Regions from separate parts of the Homo sapiens genome. Here region 1 is linked to region 2. The links are chromatin loops, found by intact Hi-C in ENCODE. Cell type or tissue: A673. All regions are shown on one strand. Each heading gives the region's core, and the rest is flanking DNA. Links, peaks and the distances in the headings are about the cores only.

The links. A loop is a pair of places that touch in the nucleus more often than their neighbours do. Peaks named below come from ENCODE experiments on the same cell type or tissue, not always from the same donor. Only the 100,000 strongest peaks of a DNase experiment are listed, where the experiment ranks them.
Region 1: it touches region 2 in a loop (2.7-fold over the local background); 1 of 110 quality-filtered maps calls a loop at or near these places.

The regions. Positions count from the first base shown.
Region 1 is chr21:26,457,277-26,465,579 of GRCh38, reverse strand. All of the region lies in intron 1 of CYYR1-AS1 (CYYR1 antisense RNA 1), which reads right to left. LOC107985474 (a long non-coding RNA gene) reads right to left here and starts at 7,321. Exons shown (of 2, transcript XR_001755129.2): 1 at 7,248-7,321. In A673, for the core only: no CTCF peak of the experiment used is centred there; a DNase peak (open chromatin) is centred at 3,869.
Region 2 is chr21:25,877,573-25,885,912 of GRCh38, reverse strand. APP (amyloid beta precursor protein) reads left to right here. Exons shown (of 18, transcript NM_000484.4): 18 at 4,142-5,363. The coding sequence ends at 4,243. Among named protein-coding and RNA genes, the nearest start is that of GABPA, 150 kb to the right of the region's middle. In A673, for the core only: a CTCF peak has its summit at 3,942 (motif pointing left); a DNase peak (open chromatin) is centred at 3,912; H3K27ac peaks cover 812 bases.

The DNA of each region.
Region 1 (8,303 bases), core at 1-8,000, 580 kb before region 2:
GAGAGTCCATTCCCATGGAAGCAAGACAATAACTTGCATGAGAACCATGAGCAGCGAGAGGCTAATCTGGCCCTCTCCAGAGCCATGGGCAGGAAAGCTGTTGCAAGAGCTGAAGGGCTGATGATAGGAGAGAGACCTTAGACCTGATGTTAGAGCTGGTGAAACAGAGCCACAGCCTGTTCTCAGAGTCTAATCAATTCTGCAGCTGCCTACCCAGCTTCAGAAGCCACTACAGGAGCATGTGGGGCTACCTAATCTTCCTAAGGTGCAGGGCTGTAGGCTACCCTTCTGTTTTTTCATAATCTTGTTCCCACCACCAAATGACGGCAGCACTCATCATACATCCACTCTACTTCCAACTTGTCCTTGTTTAACCAAACTCATTTTGCCAACTTTTGGTTGTAGGTAAAGTAGGGACTGGGACACATAAGATTGTATATTAAGCTCATCAAATAGTGGAGCTCTGGGTACTATTGTTTTAATTTTTCACTTAATTAAAACAACCTAACACCAGAATGCCAAAGTCACATGGTCACCTTGTTAATCACCACAGAGGCATCCAAGAACTACCATATTCTCAATCAAAACCTATCTGAAATGCATAGTTTTTATTCTCTGATTTGGGGCCAAGCTGCATGGGATATGGCTGAACTTGTGCAAGAGCAAAACTCTTTGGTGCAACTGTACTGTGTAGTGTGGTTCAGTATAAACATTGTCAGGACCTCCAGAAAAGGAAAGTGACATGATTAACTATAAAGCAACCCACAGGTGATTCTGATTTCCAGCCTACTTAACCCCACTCAGGCCTCTAACATCCCTCTAATGCAGGGGACAGAACCAAGGCTTCAGAGTAAGGGAGACTTTGTTTCCCCTCTCATCTCTGTCATCTTCTAACTACATGTACGGAGCCAAATAACAACATTTCCATAACCTCAGTTTCATTCAAAATATATGAATAACACCATCCTTGCCACGTGGTTGCAATGATTATAAACAATATATGTAGAACATCTGTTACAAAGATCCTACCTGGGTTGGTGACTCTGATAGTTGCAACTGAATATACATATTCTCTTTCCTTTATGCCCCACTCCGAAGCCTCACCACTTCTATAAACAGGTGCATTTGTTATCCATTGCTGTGTAACAAATTTAACTCAAAACTTAGTGGCTTGAAACATGTATTATCTCAGTTTCTATGGATCAGGAATCTGAGGGTGGCTTAGCTGGGTCTTCTGGCTCAGGGACTGTCACAGGCTGCTGTCATCTCAATGTACAACTGAGAAAGTATCTGATTCCAAGCTCACTCCCATGCATGGTCATTGACGAGATTCAGTCCCTCCGAGGCTTTTGTGCCAGCTTCATTTTCTCACTAGCTATTGGCCAGAAACCACCCTCAATTCCTTGGCATATGGGCCTCTCTGTAGGACAACTTTAAATGTGTCAGCTTGCTCCCCCAGAGCAAGCAAGAAGAGCCATGGAGTGGAAGAGAGTGCTAGGAAGACAGAAGTCACAGACTTACGAAATCCAATATTGGAAGTGATATCCCATCACATTTGCCATAACCTGTTCTTTAGAATCAGGACACTAAGTTCATCTCACATAAAAGAGGAGGGAATTACACAAGGACACAGAAACCAAGAGGCAGAGAGCTTTGGGGGCCATCTTAGTAGTTGGTGTACCATAGCAAAGATATTTTATCTTACTCTCCTTAAGTTGATTATTTAGAGTTTAGGCAATGTAGAAGATAATACCTTCCCTCTAATAAGAATGTACCAACTCAACAGCTGAAAGAATCCCAAGCCATGCTTGGCTGTGATCAAATTGCTTTTATTGAACCAACAGGAGCAGAATGGAGCTGGCAACATTCAAGGACCACATTAACTAGATAAGTGCTACATTCCTAAGAAATACTGAAAAGATACACACAAGGCTTGTGTTTCTCATGAACTTCATTTATGAGCTGCACTAAAGCCCATCGTATTAGGCAGGGAATGAAGTACAGCACATACACCACATACCTTTATGGACGAGTCTTAAAATAGTCCCAGTTCTAACCTTTGTTTCAACTCTGTTCCTAGATATTTAATCTTCATCAAGAAAATAATTCCAAGACAAGTTCCCAGATGAGTGTTCAGTGGATCAAGTTGCTACCTAAGCTAATCCTGAATGCCTTCCCTAAAAATAAACATCCAATCCAAGGAAATGGTTGGAACTGGGGGAACATGTGTTAGGAATATTTGCCTTCTCTGGAAGCATGAAGGAGAAATTGTTTTTTAAAAAAATTTAGACTTTGATTTCTATTTCTGCTCTGCTCTCACTTTTTTTTTTTTTTTTTATGGAGTTTTGCTCTTGTTGGCCAGGCTGGAGTGCAATGCCACAATCTCAGCTCACTGCAACCTCCACCTCTGGGGTTCAAGCAATTCTCCTGCCCCAGGCTCCCGAGTAGCTGAGATTACAGGCGCGAGCCACCACACCCGGCTAATTTTTGTATTTTTAGTAGAGATGGGGTTTCACCATCTTGGCCAGACTGGTCTCAAACTCCTGACCCTCAGGTGATGTAACTGCTTCGGCCTCCCAGAGGCTGGGATTACAGACGTGAGTCACCGTGCCCAGTCTCTGTTCTCCTTTTTCTAACCCAGTCATGAATAGCTTTTGAGTGTGTATCACCTGTCATTTCTTTTTTAATTGTTGTTTGTTCTTTCTTCAGAGACAGGGTTTCATTCTGCCACCTAGGCTAGAGTGCAGGGAAATGATCATGACTCACTGCAGCCTCAACTCCTGGGCTCAAATGATCCTCCCACCTCAGTCTCCCCAGTAGCTGGGAATACAGGTGCGTGCCATGAAACCTGGCTAATTTGTTTATTTTTTTGTAAAGATGGGGTCTTGCTATGTTGCTCAGGCTGATCTCGAACTCCTGGCCTCAAGCAATCCTCTTGCCTTGGCCTCCCAAAGTGCTGAAATTACAGGTGTAAGCCACCATGCCTGAACCATACCTGCCATTTCTAAATGTGAGGAAGAAGCAAGAGAATCATTTTCTGAATCTCGTTTCGTCATGGCTAATAAATGAATAAGATATCTTGCATTGTTTCCATGGTCTGCAAGATGAATAATTTTCTCTGACTAAAATCCGAAGAGATCCAAGCGATCAGATTCCCCATTTTTGTACCTTATCAGTTAATGTCTTGATTATCACACATTTTGCATATCATCTTCCCTATTGACTAGAAAGGAACTTGAAAGCCATCCAAAGGGATAAAGCATTCAGAGTTCAACTCCTGCTTTACCTGTGAAAATGCATTTGGAGACCACCCTCCTCATCCCTTGCCACCACCTGAACACACGGTGCTAATTCCCTTACCTCCTTGCCTGAGGATAGATAAACCCTCACTTAAGCTGCAGAAACCCTCCTCATCTTTCCAGATCTAGGTAAAGAGCTGATACCCGGAGAAGAGGACCCTGGCAAATTTTCCAATCAGAATTAATCATTTCCCACCTCCAGCCATTTTGGTACCTAATCCAATACCCCTCTTGTAGCCTTGTAATAGATTTGTGTAAATGTCTGTCTCCTCCATTAGATTCTAAGCTCTTTGAGAGCCAAGACTGTCCCTTGGATATTTGTAGTCCTCAGGGAGTACCTACATGATATTTGGGACATGGTAAAAATGATTGAATATATTAAGTAAGCAACTAATATTTGACATGAAGGAATATTAAAAGAACTTTAAGAATTAGAGGAAGTGAGTTTGTAGTGAGTAGCATATTCTAAGTGTAGTCCATAATCTAAAGTATGAGTCAGACAACTGAACAAAGGCTGTAGCTTCATAGTTTTTAATTGATGTACATGTCAATCCAGATAGAGTTAAATCGTGCCTTTAAGTGCAGTATTAACACGTGCCCCTTCATAAGAGGAATGTGCTCATCTTGAATGACTCACTTAGTGGGAACAGGATAACATGTCAGTTTGGGAGAGGCACTTTTATAATTCTTAAAATTAAGCTTCTCGTTTCTTACATAAAAAGAATACCAACTGAATATCAGAAAATAATTGCTTCATGAATTGTATATCCATAGAATAGATTCTAATGTAATTTAGACTTCAGAAGCAATGTCCAAAGGATACACTAAGGTATTTTACTAAAATAAGATGCCATAGTTTTCACGTTACCATTTCTCCAGGGTATGTTGAAAAACTACTGAATATTCTGAAAAGAAACAAAAACACTAAAATTGGCTGAAAATGGGTTATAAAATTGCAACCAGCTTTTGTGCTATTATTATTTAATACGTATGGAGAGAAATAATGCATTTATCCACGTTCTGAGAAGCAGTAATACCACTGTAAAAACATTGATTCTCAATGGAATCATCCCTAGAAATGTGTTACCTTAATTAATAATAACAGTAAGTGTGTGTGTGTATGTGTGCACCAAGCACTGTTCTAAGCAATTTACATTTAACTTACATTTAATCCTCTCAAACCCATGGCATAGGTATTATTATTATCCCCATTTTACAGTTTTGGATACTGTAAATGTTTCAATTCATAATCTTTAGGCAAATTCTAGTGATAGGTATTGTGCTTTTATTATATTAAAACAATTATATTCTCCTCAGAAACCCGGGACATTTTTATGGGAACATAATTCTAACTCTTTCTTCCCCTAGGATGAACCTTGCCTAGGAGACTTCTTAGTCTCTCATGCAAAGAAAATCTTGGTAGAGCCGCTCCCCGAGCTCAGTCCTTTAAATGCTGAGAGTGAGCAGTTAAGCTCAACCTGGGCTCCTGCCTTCTGTATTACATGCAGAATACAATGATTTCAATGACTAATCCTTTTCTCCTAGTACAGCATAAGTAGCCTTAAAATAGTACTTACCTGAAACTATTGTTTTGCCAAATTGAAATGAATTAATACAATAATTATATTGAACAATTTAGATAAATTCATTATTTAATTTTTATGTGAATTGACCATGATATTGGCACAAGTTCTTTACAATGTCAGCAGAATTAAAAATGAGGACCACACGTCACTTCATTATATAATGATTTTTTGAGCAAATATCTGGCATGACATAAGATATCTAAAAGTGTTGGATGAACAAAATGTCTAATAGAAATAAAAGGTAAGATGACCATTGACATTAAACCTTTTTTGTACTGTGTACACATTCCCCTTCCCTTTACAAATCCACTCTCCACACCCTCCCCTCTATTTCTGCCCAGGAGTCTACACTGCTTGGACTGCACCAAGGACTTCCCTTGACAGTTGTGCTTCTGGTTGAATTTGGCCAATGGAGAGGCCATTCAGGAAAGCAGAAAGAAAAAGGAGAGTGAAGATGGAATACTTACTTGAAGTATTTATCTGGATGGTGCCTCTCAAACAAAAGTCCAATTCCCATGGGATGCCTTCTCCAAACAGCTATATTTCTAGCTTCTCTCCTTCCCCTTTTAGACCTAGGACTGCCAAAGCTTCCCTATTGCTGCTAGTCATGGAGTACTGCACTACCGCCTGTAGTTTCCCTTCACTCTATCCACGCATTTCATGAACTCTCTTCAAATTACTCCATATGGGTAGCCATCGACTTCTTACCAAGGCCCTGACTGAGACACTTTCATTCTTTTAAAAATATCCGAGTCAACTAATATATTAAAATAGACCAGCATCTCTTCTCAACTGTTCTGTGTTTGCATTATGTATTTATTTGAGAAAACAAGCAGGAGACCTGGGTTCTAGTCTCAACTCTACCACTAACCAGCTTTCAGATGATGAAGACTTCTGCAAGGCCACTGTCTTCTTAAGAACAAAATGGCTAGGTGCAGTAGCTCACACCTGTAATCCCAACACTTTGGGAAGCTGAGGCAAGAGGGTTGCTTGAGGCCATGAGTTCAAGACTAGTCTGGGCAACACAGTGGGATCCCATCTCCACACACACAAGAAGTTTTTAATTAGTCAGGCATGGTGGTGTGAACCTGTAGCCCTAGCTACTCTGGAGACTGAGGCAGGAGGATTATTTAAGCTCAGGAGTTGGAGGCTGTAGTGAGTTATGATTGCACCCAGCCTGAGTGACAGAGAAAGACTCTGTCTTTTTTAAAAAAATAAAAAAAGCGACATTTATGTGGCCAACAAACATACGAAAAAAAGCTCATCATCACTGGTCATTGAAGAAATGCAAATAAAAACCACAATGAGATACCATCTCACGCCAGTTAGAATGGCGATCATTAAAAAGTCAGGAAACAACAGATGCTCCTACTGGTGGGAGTATAAATTAGTTCAACTATTGTGGAAGACAGTGTGGCGATTCCTCAAGGATGTACAACCAGAAATACCATTTGACCCAGCAAGCCCATTACTGGGTATAAGCCCAAAGGATTATAAATCATTCTACTATAAAGACACATGCACGCATATGTTTATTGCAGCACTATTCACAATAGCAAAGACTTGGAACCAACCCAAGTGCCCATCAATGATAGACTGGATAGAGAAAATGTGGCACACCATGGAATACTATGCAGCCATAAAAAAGGATGAGTTCATGTCCTTTGCAGGGACATAGATGAAGCTGGAAACCGTCATTCTCAGCAAACTAACACAGGAACAGAAAACCAAACACTGCATGTTCTCACTCATAAGTGGGAGTTGCACAATGAGAACACATGGACACAGGGATGGGAACATCACATACTGGGGCCTGTCGGGGGGTGGGGGGTTAGGGAAGGGATAGCATTAGGAGAAACACCTAATGTAGATGATGGGTTGATGGGTGCAGCAAACCACCATGGCACATATATACCTATGTAATAAACCTGCATGTTCTGCACATGTATCCCAGAACTTAAAGTATAATAAAAAATTACAATTAAAAAAAGAATAAAATGCACATGGCAGCAGTCAAGAATGAACAAACCAATAAAAAAAGAATCACATAGACTCTTAGAGACAGCATAGGAATATTTTTGTGTAACACTTACAAGTAAGAAAACAGACACAGAAGAGATGAGAGATTTGTTCAAAGTTACTGCTGATGGGACAGCTTTTTGGTAGCAATCCTTGGATACAGACTCCAGTTGCTTGACACTTCTTTCCACTCTCCTACTTATTATTTTTTAATTTAACAAACACATAGCACTTAATGTGTATCAAGCACTATTTTAAGCTCTTCACAAATGTTACCTCATACAATTATAATGTTATCTGCATTTAACAGATGAAAAAACTGATTTTTAGAGAGGTTAAGTACCTTCTGCAAGGTCACACATCTAACCATGGCACGTGAAGTTGAGCAGGGAGACCACAGCATCCTTGCTGTTATCCACTGTGCTGTGCCAGTTCTCTACACAATTGTTGGTTCGGGTTATTGTTGACATGCTCTTTCCAAACTCAGGGCCTTTGCACATTCTGATTCCTGTCTGGAACATAGCTGACTCTTTTTCATTCCTCCGGTCTTACTTTTTTTTTATTTTTCTTTTTAGAGACATAGTCTCACTCTGTTGCCTAAGCTGGAGTGCAGTGATGCAATAATGACTTACTGCAGCTTCCAACTCTTCGGCTCAAGCAATCCTTTTGCCTCAGCCTCTGGAGTAGCTAGGACAATATGTGCTCACCACCATGGCTGGCTAATTTTTTATTTATTTTTTGTAGAGATGGGAGCTCACAGTGGTTCCCAGGCTGGTCTCCAACTCCAGGCCCCAAGCGATACTCCTGCCCAGGCCTTCCATAGTGCTAGGATTACAGACAAGAGCCACTATGTAGGCCAGGTCACATGTTAAATACCAAACCATAAAATTAGCTTTCTCTGACAACCTGATCTGAGCAGGTCTCTAACAACACCTTATTCATTTTTCTGCATCAACACTCCCTATACGCTGCCTTCATAGCACTTACCCCAAGATATAGTTAAATAAATGTGTGTTTACTTCTTTCTGCTCTGTGCCCTTCCTCTACTAGACTGTAAACTCCCTGAGAACAGGGGTAAGTCTGCTCAATGCATGACTCTATACTGGCACCCAGAGTAGGCACTGAATAAGAAGTATATGTTGAATCGATTATCAAATGTGTTTTATAGAGCTATAATCTACAGTGTAGAATGTAGTTGCACAAATACTCTAATAAGGGCAAAGTTGGATATAGTCCAAAGTTCTTAAATTCAAAGCGATTATAAGAAGCAGCTCTCCTCCTCCCCTTCTATCCCTTTTCTGTGCTGGCTTTTTAAATGGGTACGATTCACAATGACTAATGGTACCATCGCTGTCACCCCAGGCCAAGGGGTTTTTGAAACAGTGTAGTAGGACCCCAG
Region 2 (8,340 bases), core at 76-8,075:
ACCTAGAAACTAAGGTCACCCAAATAGAATCTTGTCCCTGCAGGCGGATAGCTGAGCTCTAAATTACTCTGGATACAGTGAAGGACTAAATGGTTCCAATGAATCAAGTTCAGGGAGAAAAGGGTCAGGGGGTATGGAGGTTAGCCAAAGAGTGTCAAACGTTCTCCTCAAAGCTATTTTAGAACAAGGCTGGTCAGGCTATTTGGGCTCAGCTCTTTTCAGCGTGTGTCATAGGCAGCAGCCAGTTGAAGCCATGCCACCATGCAGTGCAGGGGTCCAGGTCTCAGGAAGGTGCAGCGTACCGAGAGTCACATGAAGACCTCAGATCATTTCCTGCTGCTGTGTAATCCAGGCAGTCTGGGAAGAGAATGAATATTCAGTGGTTGTATGTATGTGTGTCTTCATCCCAGCAAGTGACAGATGTTCCTGCCCAGTTGGAAAATGGAAATTCTGACTTCATTGTCTTATCATTCCTTCCAGAACAAGCACCATGGGCTCAAACCCTCCCTGGCTCTGCTTTAAGGGAAATAATATTGTGTCTGTGCAGAGGCCCTGTCTGCACAGGGTCGTGGTAGGGCTGGCCTTCACATGGTGGCCCATGCCACTGCTGTAGCTTAGCCATGAGGAAGAGATTGGTGAGCCTGCTGGAGAGGAAGGCTACCCTTACTTGGTGCTCCTCCTTTATCCATAGACATGAGTACTCAGATTTTCGCATCTAGCTTTCAAGGGGCTGGAGATTAAAGATCCAATCCATACTCCTTGGATGCCCTTTTGTCAAGATAATCCCTTCTTCTGTAGCTCCTAAGCCCTCTAAGGTCTGAGGGCCAAGCTGCCCCATGGCAGGAATGGCAAAATGTAGCTGTCCTCTCAGTGGCAAAAGGTAATAGGATTATCAAGTAGCAAAACAGAAGCCAAGAAAAGACAGGAGAGTTAGAGGTCTGGATTGTGCACCAGCCTTGGAGCCTCGCATCTCTAGCAGGGCACTCTTAAGCGTTAGGCTTTGGAGTTTGAAGAGGAGATAAACCTATCAAATTGCCAGGTGTTCCCCTGCCCTTGATGCATGCAAATGATTGTTGACAGCCAGTGTGATGGTAGATGTGCCTCCTGGAAGAAATAAAAGTATAATATTCCAACAATCAAGCAGCATTGTGGCTTTTTTCTACAATCAGAAACATAGCAGCTTTGTGCTTGATCTCCTAAGCAAGATAATTTTTTTTAACCTGGGCATTCTTTGAGTTCTCAGTTTCGAGGTGATGGGGAGCAAAAATGATGCCCAAGTTCAAATGGCGTACTGCTGCAGATAGGCTGTCTCCTGGCACACAGATTTACAGAGTGAATGAAATCTCTCATTATTGGTGCTAATCTTTAACCATGGTTTTTAACTTACAAGTTGGAGGCTAATTACACAGTTACCAGTTAAAGCCAGGTGACCTCATTTGTTGACAACAGTGCACAGCAAAGGAAAGAGGAGAGGATAAGGAAAATATCTGTGATTTGCTCCCAGAAGGACAGTGAAGCTGAGCATCCATTTGAGCAGAGTCCTCTGAGTACTGGCCTTGGTCAGAGCTTGTTGGTGGGAGTGTGCTAAGGGGAGATGCCTAGGTCTGTCATTGGAGTAAGCTGAGGGTTTGGATGCAGGGGAACTCAGGCAGCTCTGAGCCACAGGGTGGTAGATGGGAGGGATTCACAGTGGCGCACAGTCTCTTCCATAAATGGAAACGTAAGAATCGGGGCACATGGCCATGGCGGCTCATGCCTGTAGTCCTAGTGCTACTTTAGGAGGCCGAGGTAGGCGGATCACCTGAGGTCAGTTTGAGACCAGCATGGCCAACATGGTGAAACCCCATCTCTACTAAAAATACAAAAATTAGCCAGGCGTAGTGGCGGGTGCCTGTAATCCCAGCTACTCGGGAGGCTGAGGCAGGAGAATCACTTGAACCTGGGAGGCAGAGGTTGCAGTGAGCCGAGATTGCCTGGGCAACAAGAGCAAGACTCCAACTCAAAAAAAATGGGCACATAATGGATGGAACATTCTGTCCCAAGGGATGAGGGAGCTGTATATCTACCTATTCCAGCTGCCTTGGGATTAGCCACTGGTAGTCATTCCACCTCACTCCCAGACTGAAAAGAGTCAATCACTTCATGAAGTGGGGCTATCCGAAGGGACCACAGGGGACCTGATTATACTGACAGATTTATTTTTATTTATTTACTTTTTTTGAGACAGAGTCTCCCTCTGTTGCCCAGGCCGGAGTGCAGTGGCACGATCTTGGCTCACTGCAGCCTCAGCCTCCTGGGTTCAAGCAGTTCTTCTGCCTCAGCCTCTGGAGTAGCTGGGACTACAGGCACGTGCTACTGTGCCTGGCTAAATTTTTTTGTATTTTTGTTAAAGATGGGGTTTCACTATGTTGGCCAGGCGTGTCTCAAACTCCCGACCTCGTGATCCACCCGCCTTGGCCTCCCAAAAGGGCTGGGATTTTGAGCCACCTCACCTGGCCTTTTTTTTCTTGGAGATGGAGTCTCACTCTGTCTCCCAGGCTGGAGTGCAGTGGCACAATCTTGGCTCACTGCAAACTCCACCCCCCAAGTTCAAGCCATTCTCCTGCCTCCGCCTGTGGAGCAGCTGGGATTACAGGCGTGCACCACCACGCCTGGCTAATTTTTGTATTTTTAGTAGAGACAAGGTTTCACCATGTTGGCCAGGCTGGTCTCAAACTCCTGACCTCAAGTGACGCACCCACCTCAGGCTCCCAAAGTGCTGGGATTACAGGAGTGAGCCACTGCACCCGGCCATATTGACAGATCTTTTAGTCTGAATTGTTATCAGCCAGTGTGGTCTAGTCATGACATATCTAGCTCCATCTCGAGACCTCATGTCTTACTGCTGACACTACATCCTCGCTGGTACTTTTTCTTCCTTGGCTTCAGGGGCATTGCTGTGTAGGCTCAGATCCATGCCAGATGGGGTGTGTAGGGGGAAAAGCTGCATAAGGGAGGAATGTCACTTGGCAACACTCAACAAGGGGGAATGGGCCTGCAGTATTCTCCCAGAGATGAATGAGCAGCCCATTCTAGGAAATATCCCTTTGAAGGAATATCTTCTCTATGGTACATCCAAACTTTTCTCTGGAAAACATGCCTCTTCATTCTGATGACTTTCTATTTATTCTCTTCATCTTACCATGGTTTTACAAAAGAGGAATTTTAACATACTCATTCAGCAGAGTTAAGGACCTCCTCTCTTCTGCGAACGGGGAGAGGTATAACAAATATAGTAAAACAAGAACAGCCACTGCCCACGTTGTAGGGGTAAGTACCCTGCCCAACCTGCAGACAGTAAATGCCACACACAGCTCTAACAGTGACAGGGGGAGAAAAACGTCTTCAGTTACTGGCCTGACCTTAGAGGTAAAGCAACATATTAACAGAGAGGGTCTGATTTTAAACTTTGAGCTGAACATACTTCTATAGTATCTTAATTCTCAGTTTTTAAAAAATTACATCATCTAGAATGGCGTCGTCCTTGCTCTTCCTTTTTTCTTGTGCCAAATAATAGCCCCCTTTGGTATATGTTATTGTTTTAATTGATTCTCAAACCTCTCCTTAACATTTTAACAAACATAAAATTTGATAGAAATGGGCTAGACTAAATTCAGCAGTCCAGGAAATCGAGTATTTTTCTACACAGATTTGAGTGTCACCCAAGATACAGTATACTTTGCTGAATCTCCCTCCATGATACTCTTGTGGTTTTATCTATTTTACCAAAACACTTCCACGTAAAACAGGCTTCCGTTGACTCTGTTTGTCCTTTATGGACCCAACAGGGGAGGAAAAAATACCATTGCACTGGGTTTATCCACTTACTGTGGAGTTGGGGAACCAGAAACAACCACTGGACACGTTGCAAGCGCGTCAAGGTTTCCACCGCCACCTGGTGGCTAGATGGAGCACAGCATCTGTGTAACTGGTGGGCAAAGGCGTTCTGCTCCAAGATGTCAAAGTGGGGGAGAAAATTATGGGTGTTCTGCAATCTTGGCAAAAGAAGAGTACTGTACTCCTTATCTTTTTACTGCTTCTCCATGTTCACCCTTAAAAGATTGATTTTTATTTTTTACTCAGCTCTCCTCTTGTTTTTCAGGTTGACGCCGCTGTCACCCCAGAGGAGCGCCACCTGTCCAAGATGCAGCAGAACGGCTACGAAAATCCAACCTACAAGTTCTTTGAGCAGATGCAGAACTAGACCCCCGCCACAGCAGCCTCTGAAGTTGGACAGCAAAACCATTGCTTCACTACCCATCGGTGTCCATTTATAGAATAATGTGGGAAGAAACAAACCCGTTTTATGATTTACTCATTATCGCCTTTTGACAGCTGTGCTGTAACACAAGTAGATGCCTGAACTTGAATTAATCCACACATCAGTAATGTATTCTATCTCTCTTTACATTTTGGTCTCTATACTACATTATTAATGGGTTTTGTGTACTGTAAAGAATTTAGCTGTATCAAACTAGTGCATGAATAGATTCTCTCCTGATTATTTATCACATAGCCCCTTAGCCAGTTGTATATTATTCTTGTGGTTTGTGACCCAATTAAGTCCTACTTTACATATGCTTTAAGAATCGATGGGGGATGCTTCATGTGAACGTGGGAGTTCAGCTGCTTCTCTTGCCTAAGTATTCCTTTCCTGATCACTATGCATTTTAAAGTTAAACATTTTTAAGTATTTCAGATGCTTTAGAGAGATTTTTTTTCCATGACTGCATTTTACTGTACAGATTGCTGCTTCTGCTATATTTGTGATATAGGAATTAAGAGGATACACACGTTTGTTTCTTCGTGCCTGTTTTATGTGCACACATTAGGCATTGAGACTTCAAGCTTTTCTTTTTTTGTCCACGTATCTTTGGGTCTTTGATAAAGAAAAGAATCCCTGTTCATTGTAAGCACTTTTACGGGGCGGGTGGGGAGGGGTGCTCTGCTGGTCTTCAATTACCAAGAATTCTCCAAAACAATTTTCTGCAGGATGATTGTACAGAATCATTGCTTATGACATGATCGCTTTCTACACTGTATTACATAAATAAATTAAATAAAATAACCCCGGGCAAGACTTTTCTTTGAAGGATGACTACAGACATTAAATAATCGAAGTAATTTTGGGTGGGGAGAAGAGGCAGATTCAATTTTCTTTAACCAGTCTGAAGTTTCATTTATGATACAAAAGAAGATGAAAATGGAAGTGGCAATATAAGGGGATGAGGAAGGCATGCCTGGACAAACCCTTCTTTTAAGATGTGTCTTCAATTTGTATAAAATGGTGTTTTCATGTAAATAAATACATTCTTGGAGGAGCACCATTGTGCTGGTGTGAATGATTCCATAGTAACAATCTTGACCATTTACTGACGTACAGACCAGTGAGAAGTCTTCGCATGTTGGGTACCCACACCTGTTGTGTCTTAATTGCAAGTCTGAGTAGGAAGTTGGGGCCAACATGTGTCTCCCAGTGCTGGGAAAATATTTCATAGACCTAATTTACAGTCTTTACTTGATCTAAAACATTTTGCTGCCATATTTTGGCCCTCAAGTTTGTCCCAAATGAGAGACAAAGGGAAAAGTTCCAGGGAAATAAAAATTAAGACAGCTGATTATCTGTAAAGCATGGTTTCTCATCCTGAACGCTACTAACATTTTGCAGGGAATAATTCCTTGTTGAAGGGAGTTGTCCTGACCAGTGTAGGATATTTATTTATTTTATTTATGTTTTTTGAGAGTCTCGCTCTGTCACCCAGGCTGGAGTGCAGTGGCACAATCTCGGCTCACTGCACTCCAGCCTGGGAGACAGACGAGACTCCGTCTCAATAAATAAATAAATAAATAAATAAATAAATAAAAGGAGGGCCTGGCACGAATGACATGCAGGGAAGGCAGTGAGCAGGTGGAGGTCCCTGTACTCGTTGTGGTGCCTTATCTACCAGGCGGTTGAGTTGACGTCTTTGTGGACAGAATTCGATTACAAAGGTGTCCGAAAGTCTCCAGGTGGGGGAGAGTTTTGTAGCGGGCATAATTTGGGTTGTAAATTGACTGTTGTCTCCTGAGCAGTCTCCTGGTGAGGGAGAGTTTCACTGGAGCTTTGAAACACATGTTAGACAGCCTTGCCCTGTAGGGAGTGTCTCGTGAAGGAGAGGTAAACAATTATAATTGCATTTCTAAAGGGCTAAGTAGGACATGGGAAACTGGAAAATGGAGAAAAGAAGAGAAAAAAATAGTAACTCATTCTCTTTTTCTTAGAAAAATGAGGATACTTGGTCACATCCTCACATGGTGAAGAATAAGATGGTCTCTTCATTTCCCTTCAACACTAGTCCCATCGTGAGGCTCTGCCCTCATGACCTAATCTAATCCTAACTGCCTCCCAAAGGTCCCACCTCCACATCCCATTATTGGGGATTAGGGTTTCAACATAGGGATTTGGGGGAAACACAAACACTCAGTTCATAGTGATATCTGACTGCGATTCCAAAGGTCTGAGGACACATTGGCCCTGTTGTTTTTGCTGTGTTGTCCTTGGCCTCAGGTGAACATTTTAGCTTTAGATTGCAACATTTTAAGCTAAAAACACTAAGCTAGAAAATTAAACTTATCTCGTCACATTCTGCATGGTGAACAAACTCAAAACTCACCTGAGTGTATCTTGTTTTCATGAGAAAAAATGACCGGTCATCTCCCTTGCCCTGTTAGGGACAGTTAGACATGACTGCTGTATGAAGATATGTACATGTTAACAATTCATATGTACAAGCTACTGTTCCATTTTGCCTGGCCCAAGGGGAGGTAGCTAGCTAGTTGGGGTAGCAGGGCGAATTAACCCTAATATAATAGTACATTTCTAATGCCACCAATGAAATGAAAACCAGCTCTCAAACATGGCACTATATGGGATGGCATTCCAAGGCCAACTCAGTTACAGTAACTACAGCTTTAACTTTGATCATTTTGTTACCAGAAAGGGGTCCCAATCCAGACCCCAAGACAGGGTTCTTGGATCTCATGCAAGAAAGAATTCAAGGCGGGTCCATAGAGGAAAAGGAAATGAAGTTTTAAAGAAAGTAGGAAAATAAAGAGTGGTTGCTCCATAGGCAGAGTGAACCTAAGGGCTGCTGGTTGCCCATTTTATTGTTATTTCTTAATTATTTACTAAACAAGGGCTGAATTATTCATGCCTCCCCTTGGTAGACCATATAGGGTAACTTCCTGATGTTGCCATGGCATTTGTAAACCGTCATGGCTCTAGTGGGAGTGTAGCAGTGAGGACAACCAGAGGTCACTCTCATTGCTATCTTGGTTTTGGTGGGTTTTGACCGGCTTCTTTACTGCAACTTGTTTTATGAGCAAGGTCTTTATGACCTGTATCTTATGCAGACCTACAATCTCATCCTGTGACTTAGAATGACTTAACCCTCTGGGAATGCAGCCCAGTAGGTCCCAGCCTTATTTTACCCAGCCCCTATTCAAAATGGAGTTGCTCTGGTTCAGACGCCTCTGACAATTTTAAAGCTAATGAAAAAAATGTCTAGCCAAATGTATATATACATACATATATAATTATGAAAAGATAATGCCTTATAATCTTGATTCTTAAATTGAGGTATATTGATAGTATTCTCCCAATGGTCTGGGGATTAATCAATAGGTAATTTATACAAAACTGAAGTGCTGCCAAATAGAATTATAGGAGTAGCTGCTGCGCAAAAAAGATTAATGAGATTTGGGGAGACTTTGCTGTGGCTAATATGATGGGTCAGGAAGAGTACAATCTCAGTACAATTTTAAGTTGTATTTATCTTATGAATAATTGGGCTATTCTTTCATATGCCCAAGGGCCATTTTATAGCTCTATATTTCTTTTGTGTTCTGTTTGGGGCTTGAAGTCTCTACTTCTGTATCGGGATTGCAATGCCTGCTGTCTTACTGTTTCCATTTGTCTGGTAAATTTTCGTTCATTCCTTTATTTTTAGCTATTTCAATTGCTGCATTTTCGGTGTGTATCTTGTGTGCAGCACACAGTTGAGTTTTTGCTATACGAGCCAATCCGAAAATAATCTTTTTTAATAGGCAAATTAAGCCGATCTAGTTTTGATATAACTACCATGTTTGATGTCAATTCTGTCATATTTTAGATTGTAATTGCTGAATGTATTATATTTACTGTGTCTATCCTCTTGCGTTTTCTTTTGGCTTATGAATTTTGTGTCTTTTATTTATTTATTTATTTATTTATTTATTTATTTATTTAGAGACGGGGTCTCACTCTGTCGCCCAGGCTGCAGT